2 separate regions of the Mus musculus genome follow, and region 2 is linked to region 1. Evidence: chromatin loops called from intact Hi-C (ENCODE). Cell type or tissue: left cerebral cortex. All regions are shown on one strand. Links, peaks and the distances in the headings refer to the core of each region. The heading gives the core; the rest is flanking DNA. Region 1 has its middle 12 kb from the start of Cryzl2. Region 2 has its middle 6.7 kb from the start of Sec16b.

Evidence for each region. Hi-C counts contacts between places; a loop is a spot of excess contacts. Peaks named below come from ENCODE experiments on the same cell type or tissue, not always from the same donor. Only the 100,000 strongest peaks of a DNase experiment are listed, where the experiment ranks them.
Region 2: it touches region 1 in a loop (3-fold over the local background); 2 of 42 quality-filtered maps call a loop at or near these places.

The regions. Positions count from the first base shown.
Region 1 is chr1:157,442,186-157,450,700 of GRCm38, forward strand. No RefSeq gene overlaps it. Among named protein-coding and RNA genes, the nearest start is that of Cryzl2, 12 kb to the right of the region's middle. In left cerebral cortex, for the core only: a CTCF peak has its summit at 4,357 (motif pointing left); DNase peaks (open chromatin) are centred at 3,400, 4,336 and 5,106; H3K27ac peaks cover 1,728 bases.
Region 2 is chr1:157,515,259-157,523,773 of GRCm38, forward strand. It overlaps a transcript of Sec16b not described here. Among named protein-coding and RNA genes, the nearest start is that of Sec16b, 6.7 kb to the right of the region's middle. In left cerebral cortex, for the core only: no CTCF peak of the experiment used is centred there; DNase peaks (open chromatin) are centred at 3,100, 4,084 and 4,342; H3K27ac peaks cover 2,296 bases.

The sequences.
Region 1 (8,515 bases), core at 2,893-5,392:
TTTTTCTCCAGGAACCGCAAGCTAACGCTCTCTCTCCCACCACATCTCTGTCCAATCGCATCATAACTCTCCCAGGTGGCCTTACTTTAATCTACTCCCCAACTCCAGGCCCTTATCACTGCATAATATGCTTTATAATCTACTTATTGAACATTGTTTATTATTCATTTTCCCTGGCCACAGGCACCATATGCTCTGTATTTGTCTTATTCAGATCTACATACCAGGCATCTAGAACACTGCCAGGCATATAGTTCACGCCCAGTAAATATTTGTAGCATTTGCTGAATGAATGAAGTTTCTTGACTCTAGAGAGTACAAACCAGAGGAGTGACACTCCTCAAATGAGTGCAAGCTGCCTCATCAAACTTTGGTCCTAACCGTGTTTGCCTCTGTGGGGACTATCCTAGATTATATAATATTTTAAGACTTGTATAATGCTGTATTCTATAATACCACATTCCTGATTTATTTATTTATTTATTTTTGTTTTTGTTTTGTTTTTCAAGACAGGGTTTCTCTGTATAGCCCTGGCTGTCCTGGAACTCACTCTGTAGACCAGGCTGGCCTCGAACTCAGAAATCCACCTGCCTCTGCCTCCCAAGTGCTGGGATTAAAGGCGTGCACCACCACTGCCCGGCTCTAATTTATTTATTTTTATTGTTATTTTAGTTCACGTGTATGAGTATTTGCCTGCACGGATGTCTGTGTACCACATGTATTGCTGGTGCCTTTGGAGGTCAGAAGAGAGAGGCTGACCTCCTGGAATTTGAGTTACAGATGGTTATGAGCTTGCTGCTGAGCCATTTCTACAGCTCCAACCACGTATGTCTTTAAAATCAATAACCAAGAGCGGTGTAACTACTTCTACACTGTCAACCAATAGCTAAACGTTGCTAGAAATTTTACTTCAGCAACATGCCTGCATGCAATTGGTCAGGAAATGGGTGAAACAGAATAAAGCAGCTGGTCCCATGACCTCCAAAATGCTCCGGGTCAATAGGAGTCAAAAGCCCAACTATTGGAGGGCCTTTCTCTGAAATGGTTTGTAATTGCAACCCAGCACCTCTCAGAACACATGCTAAAGGAAGAAAAGGAGAGCCGTTGCTACACGAGTCTATTTTTACTTTACTGGGCTTTATCAAAATCTCCCCCTGAAGTGGCTGGCCCAGCAGGGCCAAGAGATCAAGAACATCTCAATAGCACACAGCAGCCACTCTTCCCCGGTAAAAAACACGGGTCCCTGGAAGCCCTCCACTTCCCGCCTCCCAGGACAATGCTTTTAATTAGCTGCACCAGATTTCGAAGAGAACAAAAGCTCCCCACCCCTCACAGGAAAAGCTTCTACTGGAGATATCTCACTGGGGAAGCGCCTGGCACACAACAGGGAGACGAGAACATACAGGCTGTTCTGAGCTCCGCAAAGAGACACAAACTGGAGTCTCTAGGGAGTCTCAGAGGTTAAGCCAGCGCATTTTCGCTCCCTGTGACCACATCTCCCCCATCCCAACACTATCCCCCACCCTCATCCCCCTGTCCCGTCCAGCCCCGCCCCGCCTTCCTGGGGCCAACGTCTGAGGGCTTCACCTTCCTCCTCCCTCTCTCTAGAACTGTTGGGGTAGGGAACCTGGGGGTGGTAAAAGAAGCTTGAATAATCTTTAGAATCGAGCATCTGGGAAGCAGAGGAAGAAACTGGGAGTTTATTTCAGGTGACAGACATAGAGCAGGCCCCTGTTGTTTTTTTTTTTTTTTTTTTTTTTTTTCGAGACTAATAATATTTCTGGAACGGAGAGGCTTGAATCATACGTCTCTTCATATTGCTGTGTGGGAAGTTTCAGTTATGAGCCCAACAATCAGAGAGACGGTGGTTCGTTTAAGTCTCAGTGGAGCAGTGTGCAAAAGGAATCTGGAAGGATGTTGGGGTGGGAAGGGGTGGGTGCACACCGAAGAGGGAGCTATAAGGATAGGGGTAGGGATGGCTTCCCTGGAGCCTGTTTTGGGGAATAAAGAGGATGGGCTAAGAAGCCTTCTTTCCACCCCTTTGTTTCTCCCTTGAATGCCTTTTGAAAAACATGGGGAAAATATCTTGTGCAAGTGCCTCTTCCTGACTAAGCTCACTGTCAGGAAAGGAAAGTCCGTGCGCTCCAGTGGTTTATTTTTGTGACCAGAGGCTCCAGGCCCTGCACACAACACAGACTCTTCCTTGCTCTGATGGAAAGAAAACTGGGTGTGAGCCTCCCGTCCCAGGGGCCAGAGTGGAGGAACGGGTGTTATCTGAAGGCTTATTCTCCGTTTTAGGAAACGAGAATAGAGTATAGGCTACCGTGGGATAGACGTGGGGTGGAGTCCATTAAACCTGCTGGCAGTGGGAGCTTTTTTATATCAGTCTTTAGGCAAACAAGCATAGAATTAGACTTTAATTAAATAAGGCTTAAACGGCTGTGCTTCCCGGCGAGCCTGCTGGTCATTAAAGTTTACTGTTATCACCTGCTTCTGAGCAACCTGTAGCTCAGGACTGGAGGCTGGATTAGGGGTTTTACATTTGGACACATGGGCCAAAGGAAAGACCTGAGCATCAGCTACCCCCCCCCCCCCGGGGGAGACAAGGCCTCTCTGTACATTTTGCATATGTTCTGGGCAGGGACCCAAAAGATTCTGCGTTTTCCTCTCTGTCTTGCCTTCATAAGACAAGTGTGAATCTGTCTAACCTAGAAGAAAACAGGTTTGGGACTTGGTATCCCCCTGCCTCCCTCTGTCCCTGTCCTTCCTTAGAGATCACCTGCTGCAAGGAACGCTGGGACTTGAGGGCAGGCAAGTAAGTCCAGCAAGCATGACAGTCACATGCTAGGTTCTTCTTGCTTCCTTCCCAGTGAAGATGACCTTAAAATAGAGCTCTGTTTTGAAAGAGTTTCAGGGAAAACTGATGAATATGGACGGAGGAAGGAAACCGGAAAGGTCCAGTTAAAGGGCAAGGCGGAGTCCTGCAGACTTGTTTGCTAGTGTTCCGAGGTAGCGTTGACCCTGCATCAGCAGGCGCTCCCAAATGTGGGGACCTGACTCCCACCACTACTCCTGACCCTTTAGCGATTCCCAAGTGCCCTAAGGGTTATTACCGAATATCCCCACTAGAACAGGCTTCTTCTTTTTTTTTTTTTTTTTAAAAGATTTATTTATTTATTTATTTATTTATTTATTATATGTAAGTACATTGTAGCTGTCTTCAGACACTCAGAAGAGGGGGTCAGATCTTGTTACAGATGGTTGTGAGCCACCATGTGGTTGCTGGGATTTGAACTCTGGACCTTCGGAAGAGCAGTCGGGTGCTCTAACCCACTGAGCCATCTCACCAGCCCTAGAACAGGCTTCTTAAATGCTGGGCTCTGCCTCTTGGGCTCCCTCTTACCCACTTACAGGCTCTTCTTTCAGTTCCTTAAATAGGCCTTGCTTCCTCTCTTCCCTGACCTTTCTTTGCTTCTAACTCCTGTATTCGATGATCCCACTGGAGGGCTCTACCTCCAGGAAGCCTTCCTTCTTTCTTCACCTGGACCCTGAGTTAGGCTTCTCTCCTACGGACACTCACAGACCCTACCTTACCTGCCACCCAGTACGTTGATTCAGAACTGCTCATTCATTTCCCACACTGGACTGTAAATGGCTGAGGGCGGTATGAAGGTCTCTGTCTTGTCTACCTACCATTGTATTCCCAGAGCTTGGCACCCAGTAGTGCTCTGCAAGCTTGTATTGAATCCACAACACTGTGCCAATATGAAAATTGATGGCTGATGATATTTAAAGTACCCGCTGAGGCACCAGGAGAAGGCCTTGAGTTAGACTCTGGGTCTCACTTTATTCCAAGGTCCCCTTTCATCCTACCCTCCCCACAATAATTTACAAACATCTTAGTCTGCAATGATGCCATTCAGCCCCCTTGGGCCTGGGGCTCCTTGATGAATATAGGCAAGCATCTATGTCTAACTTACCACTCTATTCTATTAACTTGAAAACTGCTAACTCATTATAATCTTTTAAAAAAGATATCTTTATAGTTTTGCCTTATCTTTGAACTTTTTGGGAGTAGGAAGAATGCCTTCGATTCTTCCAATATCTAATGTTTGAGAATGCACAATCTGTACATCTTTAAGGACTCATTTTTCTCTGGGAATCGGATTTCTGATAGTGCCACTGTGAAATGCATGCAGGATATATTCAGTGCTGTGGCAACGAGACAAGTTTCTGGAAGGAAACCGGTTCCTGGGTGGGCTGGCAAGCTACTGGCCAGAACAACATGGGCACCACAGCTTTGGCAGTTGGCAAGGGAGAAGCGCTCGAAAAGGCTGCTTCAGGCTGCCCTCTAGTGACCGGAGGCTCTGCCAGGCCAGAAGTCCTTGAACTTGAGCAGGAAGCAGAACCATCTGGGGGGTTTGCCTAAACTATACATGCCAACCCATAGGGTGCCATACCAGTTGGAAGACCAACTCTTTTCTTCATCAGCACCTTCAGGGATCTGCTGCTGCTGTCCTTGATTGCACCGCAAAGGGCCTACGCACTCGATGTGAGAACATCCAAGCTCATTTTGATGTCGCTGGGCATGGACCATTCACTGCTCACTGACTCTGTGTGTGTGTGTGTGTGTGTGTGTGTGTGTGTGTGTAGACGGAGAGAGGAGGGAGAGATGGAGAGACAGAGACAGAGAGACAGAGCAAGCATCCCTGGCATGGACACTAGACTATTTATTCTTCACCAGACTTGTAAAGGGGTGGGGGTCAGGGGCTGGGTCATTCAGCAAACATTTTGGGAAGGATTGTATCACCCCCTCTTGGTGTTTCTACACAGTCCAGTGAATCAGTAATGACGGGTAGCTCCAGCCCCCCTTCTTGTTTTATGCCTCATGATACATATCCTTATGGCCAACACTGTGTTAAGCTGTGCAAATATATCATATCCCGAAGTCTCTAGAGGCACTGGGAGTAGGGCATTATTTGTACCATCCAAGCAGAAGCGTGGGTATCCTGGACAATCGGCTCAAGCATAGGCAACAGCTAGGATTCACTTTCGTGCATCTGTGCTTGGATTCTGTTAAGTAAACTCACTGGCAAGGCAAACAAAGCAAAAGCCACATCCAGCTCTCCGTTATGAAAAGGACCCATTCATACTCAGAAACCCAACAGAGGATGCTCATAGCAACAAAGCAATTGTCTCCCTGGATCTCAATACATCTCTCCCTCTGGACAGTTTTAACTGAAGGCTGTTGCCCTACTTAGGGGCTGTCAGCACATTAAAATGTTTGTGGAGTCCTGCCACTTGATCAAGTTCTCTGGTGTGCAGCCTGGTACTCACTTAAATCATTGATGCACTTTTTCCTGTCCTGGTGGCCCCTCATTGGGTCAGTGCAATGGTGAACCTTATTTAGTGGATTTGGATTTAATACTGGATCTGAGTGCTGCACTGGGGCCTGGAAATAAGAAGGAGGACTAGGTAAGACTGAGTGCCCAACTTTCAGGGGTCAAAGCCCAGAGGGCACTTTATCTTTGATGCAATATAATATGCGCTCTACAGGAAATCCGAGCTCAGGGCTAGGATAGCACAAGACAATTATCCTCTCTGTTCTCAGGAACAAGTTGAACAGAGCAAAGCTATCACCGATGCCTCCGATAATCTAATAATTGATGACCACTAGTATTTTCGTAGGGATTGCCTAACGTTACATCATTTGCTTTCATATTTGCTAGGTCAGGTCTCTCTTCTTACATAGTCTCTCTTTCAGTACCTGGAAAAGAAGCCACGGCTGGGAAGGTGCCATCTGATTTCAGCTGGCTAATCGGCTTTTCCGGAAAACTTTAAGCATAAACTCACAGAGCCCTTAATGAGAAAGCTCATTAAAAGAGCCGTCTAAAATGGTGAGACAAATTACATGCACAACCCAGCCCACTCTTTTCCTCTTGGTTTCCTTCGCTCCCTCCCAGGCTGTGGCATTAAAAGGACAAGGTGAAGTAAGCCATCAGGTGGAAAAAAAGACCCTGCCACTCTAGGCAAACCATCTCTACCTCGATGCTTTGATGACATTTTTTCCCCTGCACCACTGCAGTGTTAAAAAACGTTCCCCAGACAGCAGGAAGCCCATGCACATATAATGATGGCCTTGGTAAAAGCCTTTGATTGTGTGTATTTGGGTGGAACTTGAGCTTGTAATTGGCGAGTTCACAAATTGTCTGTGACAGAGCCTCTCTCTCTAGAAAGCTTGTTTATCCCAGGGAAATCGAAGTTTCCTTTCTTGGGGGGTGGGGAGAGATGTTGGGGGGGGGGCATTTCCAGGAATGTTGCTTCACGATGGTAGTAGACAGTCTATCTCCATGGCTAGTCCTGTGAATTGTCCTATTAGATCATTCCCTAGCACAGTCATCTGTAAGGAAACCTAAGGCTAACGGGGAGGTTCAGGAGCTAAGCTAGGCTTCCTGCCTCCTGGCTCAAAAGGAAGTGAGAGCAGTGCTGTCCACTGGGAGGAAGAGACAGACGGGAGGTGGGTCTTTCTTTTCTTAATTTCCTTTTTTTTTTCCCCTTTCCTCTCTTATCCTGGGGAGCCTGAAAGGAAGATTACACAAACACTAACCCTTCCACACCTGGTAAATGAGCAGTGTTTGTGGAAAAGGAAATCCTCCCCGACATCTTGCCCCTTGATTGACTAAGTGTTAAGAATAAAGTTCTTGTAACCTTGCTGTGTTCCCGGGCTGAGGCTGAGAGTCAGAGAAAACCAAATTAGCTGCACCCTCCAATTGCTTGACTCTGGAGAACTTGCCAAACACCTCTAAGTTTAGCGTCTGCCAGGTCCCAGGCACTGAGTCAGGCACTCAGAAGGCAGAACCTGAGAAGTCTGCATGTCTATCCTGAAGTTCTTCATGCTTTATTCAGGGTGAAGAGATCTTAGAATGTCATAAAACCAGATGCTAAGCTGGACAATGGTGGCGAACGCCTTTAATCCCAGCACTTGGGAGGCAGAGGCAAGCAGATTTCTGAGTTCGAGGCTAGCCTGGTCTACAGAGTGAGTTCCAGGACAGCCAAGAGAAACCCAGTCTCAAAAACCAAAAAAACAAACACACAAACAAAAACCAAAAAACAAAACCAGATGCTAAGTGCTTTTTTTAAAAAAAAAAAAACAAAAACAAAAAACAAAAAACAACAACAACAAAAAAAAAAACTCTAAATGGTGGTCATGTGAAAGCTGGGGCCAGGAATGGAGTGTGTATTTAAGGCTGAGGAGAGTGAGAAGTCACAGGTGGTGAGACCAAGGTAGGAAGCAGGGCTCTGAATCAGAAGCTGTAATAGGAAAAAGAATTCCCCGAGGGAAAGGGAGAAACAGACAGGTGTGCAGTGTCTGAAAGCACTGGGTAGTAGAGGAGACTCAGAAAACAACGACGGGACCAGGAGGAGAATGAGCAGAGGGCTGGCTTCAGAAGCTGCAATGAGCCAGCCATGTTAGAGACTGACAAGAGCCTGTGAGACCCGGCAAACAGGTCACTGGGGACAGCTCGAACAGTCTTACTGCTCTGGGCGTTGGTGCACAGTTGAGACAGTGAAGGAAGGGAAGCTTAGTGGAGTCGGCTGTGAGGAGCTGGCTGTGATTCGCAGGGAGGGGTAAGGAATGAAGTAAAAATGAAACCCCCACTTCATGTATGACTTAATTACATACGTAGTCACGAGCCACATGGAAGGAGGCCTCGGAGAGGGAGGAGTTAACATCTGAGGGCAAGGTGGGATTAATGGGGTTAATTCCTACCCCACAGAATCTGAGGATTAAGTGAGATTCCTGTGGTGAGGTCTTTCTTAAAGCTAATCACACCTGTGAAGTATGATTGTCCTGCTGCTGAAATAGCAGCCCCTCTGCACCCTCCTGAGGCCCGGGAGCTTGCTTATCGCTCGGCAGCCGAGATAGGCAAATCGCGCAGTCTGGATGGTCTTTTTGTGTGTGCAATTTTCCATTTCCTCCAGTCACCACTTCAGGCACCGGAGCCCAAGGACCGCTTTAGCCCTCCTTGACATTTCTTCCTGCCAAACAACACAACTCACCCGTTCCCCTGGGTCACAACAGGATGCTGGGGCTTGATAAGCAAGTAGCGATTAAGGGGGAGGACAGGAGGCTCCCCGTTGTTGTTAGGAAGTGGGATTAACATCTAGACCTCCTGGGAACTTTGTTTTCCCGGTTTATTAACTTTTTTTTTTTTTTTTTAAATCAGGGAATTGAAGAGCCTCCGGAGGCCACGAAGTGGGCAGTTCTCTCCCAGACGCGCGTGAGCCACCCTCTCTTCTCTCTTTAGGAACTCTAAGTCCCACCAGGGCAGAGTTTTGTCTGTTTTGCTCGCTGTTGCATTCCCAGAATCTAGCGTCTGTCTGGCACATGTGGTGTTTAATAAATACGTGTTAAGCGAATCAATTCATCCATAAAATATTTATGTTTCCATTGATTTGAAAGAAAAGGTGGGTGTACTACAGGCCATGAAGACTTTTGTAGATAAACGGTGAT
Region 2 (8,515 bases), core at 2,041-4,540, 72 kb after region 1:
TCAGAAGGACGTAACACCTATCGTTGGGTTTGGTTAAATAACTATAGCTATTAGGTGCAGTATCCAGCTCGCAGGCTCCTTTCTGACTGTCTTTTAAAACTATATATTAAAAATGGTCTACAGAGAGTAGATTTCCAAAGGGCTTTTTAATACACTCTTCAGTTTGGTTAGCCCCTCCCCTTCTTCCCTTTATTCTTCCTTCTCCATTTCTATTTCAGCAACTCCTCCCATTAGCCTCCCTCTTTGTTTTCATATTACCTATTTTCTGCTATCCCTTGAGGTAACCCTTGACCCAATGGCCCTTTTCCAGTTTCCTGGCCTCTACAAGGAAAACACACATATCCTAAGATTAGGATCCACATACAAGAGAGAACATGTAAAGTTTGTTTTCCTGGGTCCTGGGTCACCTCCCTCCAGCACCAACCATTAACTTGCAATTTCATTTTTATTTACAGCTATGAAAGTTCCTCTGTGTAAATGTGTCATCTTTTCATTTGTAAATGTGTCATCTTTTCATTCTCTGCTCATCTATTGACAGATATCTAGGCTGCTTTTCTTTCCTGACTGTTGTGAATAGACAAGCAACAACTGTATTTGACTGAGTGTTTCTGGAGTAGGATATGCAGTCCTTTGAGTAGATGTCTATGAGAGGTGTGGTGGCTCATGGAGTTCTATCTCTAGCTTTTTGAGGACCCTCCAGACTGACTTGCATAGTAGCTGTGCTTGTTCACACTCCCACTAACTGTGAGTGAGCTTTCCTGTTTCTCCATTCTTTCCAGCACTTGCTGTCCTTTCGATTTCATGATGACAGTCATTGTCACTGGGGTCAGATGGAATTTCATGGATCTTTCAACCAACTGTTGCTAATGATGTTGAACATCTTTTTATTTATTTATTTATTTATTATATGTAAGTACACTGTAGCTGCCTTCAGACACTCCAGAAGAGGGCATCAGATTTTTTTGTTAAGGATGGTTGTGAGCCACCATGTGGTTGCTGGGATTTGAACTCAGGACCTTTGGAAGAGCAGTCGGCACTCTTAACCACTGAGCCATCTCATCAGCTCCCTGTTGAACATCTTTTAAAGTCTTGCTAGCCATTTGTATTTCTTTTAAAAAAGATCTGTTTACAACTATGGTACATTCTTCAATTATTGTTTTTGTTTGTTTACTTTTTTTTTTTAAGAGTTCTTATTCTGTATATCAGTTCTCTGTTGGATGTACAGCAGGCAAGGACTTCATTCCATTTTGTGAGGGTGCCTCTTTACTTCATAGCTTCTTTTGCTGTATAAAAGTTTTAAAAATTTAAAAATCACTTTAGTGTATGTATGTATGTATGTATGTATGTATGTATGTATGTATGTATGTATATGTGTGTGTGTGTGTGTGTGTGTGTGTGTGTGTGTGTATGTATGTGTGTGTATGTATGTACCACAGTGATTGTGCAGTGGTCAGAGGACAACTTGTGGGAGTCGGTTCCTTACTTCTGCCCTGTGGGTCTGGGGACTGAATTCAGCTCTTTATGCTTTATGGTTTGTACCCTGGCCCACTTGGCCATGTCTCACCGGCTCTGTGCAGAAGCTTTTTAATGTCATGAGGTCTCATCTCCCAATTGTTGGCATCTGTACTCTTTTAGTAACAACTTGTGCTGAACACTTACTACAGTTACTTTCCTAAGTGCTTCTAGCAAGGGGAGTTTAACTTTTTAACAGTTGCTACACACCGGGGATCTACAAATGTCTTGGACTATGTTAGTTACCACTCTCAGACTCATGTGGCCTGTGGCCAACAGCTAGACCACACCTGTTAGACCTTATATTTGTTTTTTAAATTTTTAGTTAAACCTCAAACAGTGCTTTCTCTCACTTATCCTACCACGGTCTTACAAGGGTATCTGGAACAAGATACAGTATCCTTTAAGAAGGCTCCTTTGCCTGGGATGTTAAGTTACTTGTCTCACAGCTAATCCCCAGAAGTGCTGGAATGCAAATCTAATTTCAAGTTCGAAGAGCTCTCCACTGTGATGCCCGACCAAGTATCACCTGTGTGTATGTGGCTTAGCTTGTCACACCTTTATAGAATATAAAATAACCTGGATGAAAGGCAAACATTTATTCCAAACTCACCTTCATACTTAACAGGTACTTATCCGTGTGGTATTTCATTTCAGTCACATAACAGCCCTTTAAGGATTTCATATTCAAGATGAAGGATCTGGAACATTATAACAACTGAGTGATTTTTTTTCGCCCTCTCAAATGTGCATGGCTGAGAAATAACTGAGGAAAAAAAATTAAAGCTTAGTTTCAATTCCCTTTTTTTGAAAGATTTATTTTAATTTATGTGCATACAAACATGTGTGTGTGTGAGTGTATGTGTGAGTGTGTGTGTGTGTGCTTGCACCTACCCTTGTGTGCAGGGGCCCCTGGAGGCCAGAAGAGTAGGCTGGATGTCCTGGAGTTGGAGATGAATGTGAGTGCTCAACGTGGGTGCTAGCAACTAAGTTCTAGTCCTCTTCAAGTGGCTTGACATCCTGCTCCAGTCGCATCAATTTTCAGTTTTCTTTGGAACTTTGATACTCTCCACAAAGATTTAAAGATGGGAAATTTGATGAATAAGGCTGGGGCTGTGTGATTTGGAGAAGGAAAGGCTGCTGAGCTGCATGGTGGGTATCCCCTGTCTTAAAACGACTGAGATGGGATTCTAAGGCGCACGCATGCATGTGTGCATGTGTGTGTGTGTTATCCCTTAGGAAGGACATCTGAGCTTTAGAATATTGGTGTATACTACTATGAGGTCCCTGAGGACCTCCTTTCCTCAGAGAAGAAATACCACGTGTTCCAGGAAAACCAAAACTTTCAGACTCTCCAAACATGGTTAGTGAGTTGGTGCAGTGCAGTGGCTGGGTGCTCCGGGTCTTATATAATACAGAATTTTATCCAGCAGTAGAGAGCTCAGAAAGCTTTAGGTCTGTAAATGAAAGAACTGTATATCAGCAGGGGCCTTGGCTTGAGCTTTCCTGGCACGGTCATGGCTTCACCTGCAGGCCTGGAATCCTTCCAGAGGCTCTTTCCAGCTCATTGGCTCTGAGTGCTTGAATGTCTGCTCTTGTTCAGAATATGTCTCTCAGACTTCCCCACTGCGTGGCGAGGAATGACTCAGTGTGGGGGTGCAGAATATGTGTCTGTTTATCTGTCTCATAGCCAATGTGGAAAATTTTTTTGACATCTCATGCTTGTCTTCAAAAAAAAAAAAATGACTGCAAATTTGAACTTCCCTTCAGAATGTTTGTGCTGATGTTAAATTAAAATTCTATTGAAAATAGCTTATAAAAGAAAGAAAATCATGCTTCATGATCATCCTGTGGCATCCTGCCCTGTTCCTGGAGCAACCAGCCTCCTGTGCGGGAAGCACTGGACCACACTTCTTAAAGTTGTGAATGCTGATGTTCTCACCTTAATCCATTGGCGTTTTCCCCTGTGTAGTCAAGTGATACTGTTTCTCCATTTCCTCTAAGTCCTGGGTCAATGCAGGCACTGCATTGAGTGTCAAGGAGGATTTGTTGATTTCACAGCAGTAATAAATATTCAAGTCTCTTCCTGGTGATGTGTGTAGAATACTTTGTGGGTGCATTTTCTCGTACATCTAGAGAAGTAGCAATTATTAACACCTATGGAGCATTTACTATATTTAAATTATTTGTAAGTTTTAGATATGATTTTTTTTATCTTCATCATAATTCTGTAAGGTAGGGTTCTGTGATCATCTCTGCAGATGAAGAAATGTTATGATATGGATGTTACTAACAGGTTTATATAGTGAACAGATGGTAGAACAGGGTCTCCTGTTCAGACAGTTATTCCAGGACTGAGGTGTGCTTCTCTTCTGAGGCGTTGACAGCCATTGATCTGCAGCAGAGAGAATACCCTGAGAACGCTAAAGACTTTTATTTCCCGTAGCTGCTGTGTGAGTCTTCTTTGCCCCTTGGCACTTGACATGGGGCCTAAAGTCACAGACACAACCCTCTATGGGTGCACTCATCCTGACTCTGAGAGTACCAGTTAAATGGGAGGCCGAGTGGCTGAGAAGTAGGACCCCTCTGCCAGCCCAGGGCTGCCAAGGAAGCTTGGAGTCCTTCTTGAATGATGGGGTGTCTCTTTAGTTATCGGTTGCAGTTCAGGATGCAGGAAGAACAGGTCTGTGGGAGGCCAGACAAATGGCAACAAAAGGAATCCATTGTCAAGATTATCTATAGGGCACTATGGTCTAGTGGCCTATAGATTGTGCCAACTTCTATTTCTAAGCCTTCAGGAAGTCCCAGGGCCGGTACTGGTGACTTAGATTATCTGTGCCAGGCTAATTGACTTTGGCACAGGCACCCCTTTTTTTCTGGCACCCCACATCTCTATAATTGGAACTCTTGGCCAGAGCATACTTCTGTGTCTTTCCTGTTACCCAGCTTCATCCAAAGGAAGGCTGAGGACTTTGTTGATCAATAACTGGTTAAGGCTATAAAGATAGCTGACCTGTAAGATTGGCTTTAGGGGCCCTGCACTCTTTGATTAATTCTTAGTGTCACTAGAAAGAGACACAGTACCCCAGATACTGCTGGGGAAATAAAAAAACACGTAAGGAAACTATCCAGTCTCCCCCACCTGGACTGAGTTTTAAAAATTATTGAAATTTAATGTTTTTCTTTCACTCTTTTTTGGAATGTGTCTTTCAGTTATAGCTAGTGACCCTGGCTTAACAAGACTTTTTTTTAAACAATTTTTTATTAGATATTTTCTTTATTTACATTTCAAATGCTATTTAACAAGACTTATACATAATGTGGGCCCATCTTTGCTCCTTTGTGCCTATGAGACACCATCTACTCACTCTTTGGCCAAATTCCTTCAGTCACAGCCTCAACATTCTTTTACTGTTTTCGAGTTTCTGTCTAAAAGTGTAATCCTATATTTGTTGTGCAAACGGTTGGATGGAATCATGGTGAAGCTATCGCTGCTCTGCATTTGAGATGTTTATAAAGAAAACATAACTGAGCTGGTACTACATGCCAGGCACAGGGTATGGAATAAGCACAGAGAGCCCATGCCCTTATGGAGGCTAAAGCTAGAGCCTCCGTCTAATATTGGGATATTTCCAGTCCGCTTTCTATTTGAAGATGTGTTCCTAGTTGTAGCACACCCCCCCCCCCCGTTATGTTTTCCACCCTGGCCATTTTAAACTTTCTGGTGTCTCTCAAGTCCCTTCCCAGATGCTTATTCGAGAGGCAATTAGTAGAACTAGTCAATCGGCTTCGGGAAGTTTTCCTTCTTGGGTCCCATGTGTATAAACTCACGTGTGGTCTTTGCCTTCTTTATTCCTCTCTCAGAGGAATGTATCTCTTCCCTTAGTGAGGTTCAGACGTGGGGTCCCCTATCCTGGGTTCTACATGTCTGGTCTGAGATTCCTCCCTTCAGCTTCTCTTCAGTGTCTAGGTTCCTCCACTTGACCCAGCACATTCATATATGTCGCCTTGTTCACTCTAAACTGATTCTTTAAACCTGAATGCCAGCCGTACACCCAGCCCTGTTCCACCCATTTAGCCCCGGAGAAAGAACTGCTTGCTTGTTGTCTCTTTTGTCTTGCTTTTGTTATTACACCATTTCTTTCTTTCTTTTTTAATTGGATATTTTATTTATTTACATTTCAAATGTTATCCCCTTTCCTGGTTTTCCCTTCCACAAACCCCCCCATCCCATCACCCTCCCGATGCTTCTGTGAGGGTGCTCCCCCACCCACTCACCCACTCCCGACTCACTGCCCTAGCATTTCCCTACACTGAGGCATTGAGCCTTCACAGGACCAAGGGCCTCCCCTCCCATTGATGCTAGATAAGACAATCCTCTGTTACATATGCAGCTAGAGCCATGGGTCCCTCCACATTTCTAAGTCTGCCTTGAACATGGCTCCACTGAAATGGTTCATGCTAAGACCCTCAGACCTAATAGTCCAATCCAGTAACCCAGAGAATATCTTTCACTTGTTGCCTTTCTCACCATGCCCTGAAGTTTGTAATTGTCGGCTGTGCCTGTTTTTGCAGCTGTCACCTCCTCTGGTTTACAGAGCACTGCTTCCTCCCAGTTCTCAGGGTATCCGTCTATCACTTGTGCCACTTGCACAGGCTCCTTTTCTGTGTCACAGTCCCACATGTTGGTGTCCCTCAGACTTGTTTCTCATTATCGGTTTTTCTTGGTTATGTTGCTCATTGCTCTTCTCAGGCCTTTTTCTTGGTCTCCAGACCATCACAGCCAATGCCTTGTCGACTGTAGCTATCTGTGTCCCCCAGGTCCCTCACACTTAGCATGTCTCACACTGACTCCATCATCTTTCTAAAAAATCGACTCCTCTCCCAAGATTACTGTATATTAAAAAGAAATGCAGCATGGTCTCATCTCTGGAGGTTGTCCTTGATTCCTCCCCAGTGTTCTCTAGCTAACAGAGTACCAATTCATGTCGGTTCTGCCATAAAACCTGAGTACTTGCCTCCTATGCACAATGTCCTTTCTTGTATAATGTGCATATAGTCCTACTTGCTCTTTCTCTCAAATAGCCTTGAGTAACGTACCCCTCCCCTGCTCCATTCTCTCCTCTGTGCATCCTTTCTCTAGAAAAGTCAGTGATGAGTAATCCCTGCATGCACTGTCTGATACTTCACTGAATTTAAAGCTTCTTTAACTCAAGGACCGTATGCTGGTTTCCTATGTGCTTCAAATGCATGTGACAGGGTTAGGACGTATTTCACAAATACTTGCTTTGTAAATGAATGGTTTAAATTATCCCCACAATAGCAAACTTATCACAGTTAATCAATCTTGGAACCTTTGGGGGGGCTATGATTGCCCTACTTAGTAACTTGGGTCTCCAATTAGTTTCCACTATGATAACACATTTGGATATATCAATTAAAAGCAATGTTAGTTGATTTTATTATTTTAAGTAATATTTATCTTCTATCTATCTATCTATCTATCTATCTATCTATCTATCTATCTATCTATCCTAGAAAAGTTAGATACTATGAAGAAGCTAAAAGAGGAATATAAAATCATATAAAATTCTATTACCTGAAAGTAGGTAACTACCGCTAAAGTGTTGACACAGAACTCAGTGTGTTCTCTAAATTTTTAATTTTGGTGATGGAAGAAGGTTAGCACTGGGGAACAGTGTCATCTGTCGGGCTGTTCCCTGGAACACTAATCAGTCCTGAGCTCACAGGACTGGGGGACTTGTGGCAAGCCTGCCCTGGAGCTGGGTCGGTGTTCATTTCTGCTAGCTTCATCAGATGGCCCGAGACAGCACCACTGTCCGCAGCCACCATCTTTCTGTCAGACACACTCACCCCAGGGTAGCATCTTAGTCAGCTCAAGGTGCTGCAACCCAATTCCACAGACTTGGTGACTTCAGTGACAGAAATGTATTTCTTACATTTCTAGAGCCTCTGAAACCCAGGATCAACTTGTTGACAGACCTGCTGTCTGATGATGTTCTCCTTTTAGGTTTTCAGCGACTGTTTTCTGATCTATCCTTCCATGACAGCGGAGAGGGAGAAAGTTCCCTTGGCTTTTGCATAAGGGCATTAACCCCATTTACAAGGGCTCCACTAACATAACTGATTGACATCCAAAGGCCTCACCTCCCGACTCTATCACATTAGGATTTAGGATTCCAACTTGCAAACATTTTGAGAAAACCACAGTCAGCCTATATACTGTCTAGCTACTCCTGTTTGAACCAAGACCCTAGAGGGTAGCCTGGCATTTGGAAAGGAGGCCAGGGACTGTGTGAAGTTCACCCGGATTAGCAAGGTCCCCAGGGTTCTCTTGGTGAATAATTGGGAAGCAGAACAAGAATCAGGTACAAGGACAGGACACCAGGGCAAGGATAGTGTAAAGAAAGTAGCTGTTTGGGCACGAGGGAATTTGTGGGTTCACGTAGGGGCATTGCACCTGGAGTCTAGGGTGTCAGAACTAATTCAAATCACCTCTTAGCAAAGACTGAGCTCTTAAAGCCTTGTCGAGCTGAATAAATTTTGTGTGGAAACCAGGAAGAATTTAGCTGCCAGGTAGAAAGACTTGGTAACTGTAGCTATCTGAGGCTGGAGAAATCAGGGATTGAGGAATCCCAAATGCTTTGGAGTGGTGAGATTTCCCCACCACAATCTATTTCCTTCTGTGCCCCATTTAACTGTTCTACACCGTATGTCTATACAAAATAATTAAAGCTAATTAAAATTAATTTTGGTGGGTGAGTGTTTGAAGAGTTTCATAATAACTCTTGAGATAATTGGAGATGCTTTGGGATACCACAAAAGGAGCATTTGGAGTAGCTGAACTGGATGTTTAAACTAGAAATGTGCAGCTAAGGGTAGCCATGGGATAACAGCTCTGAAAATGAAGGAATGGGAATGAAGAGCTAAGAGTCTGGGCTTGAACTTGGTCTGCTGGTAAACTTGTTCACTGAAAACCAAC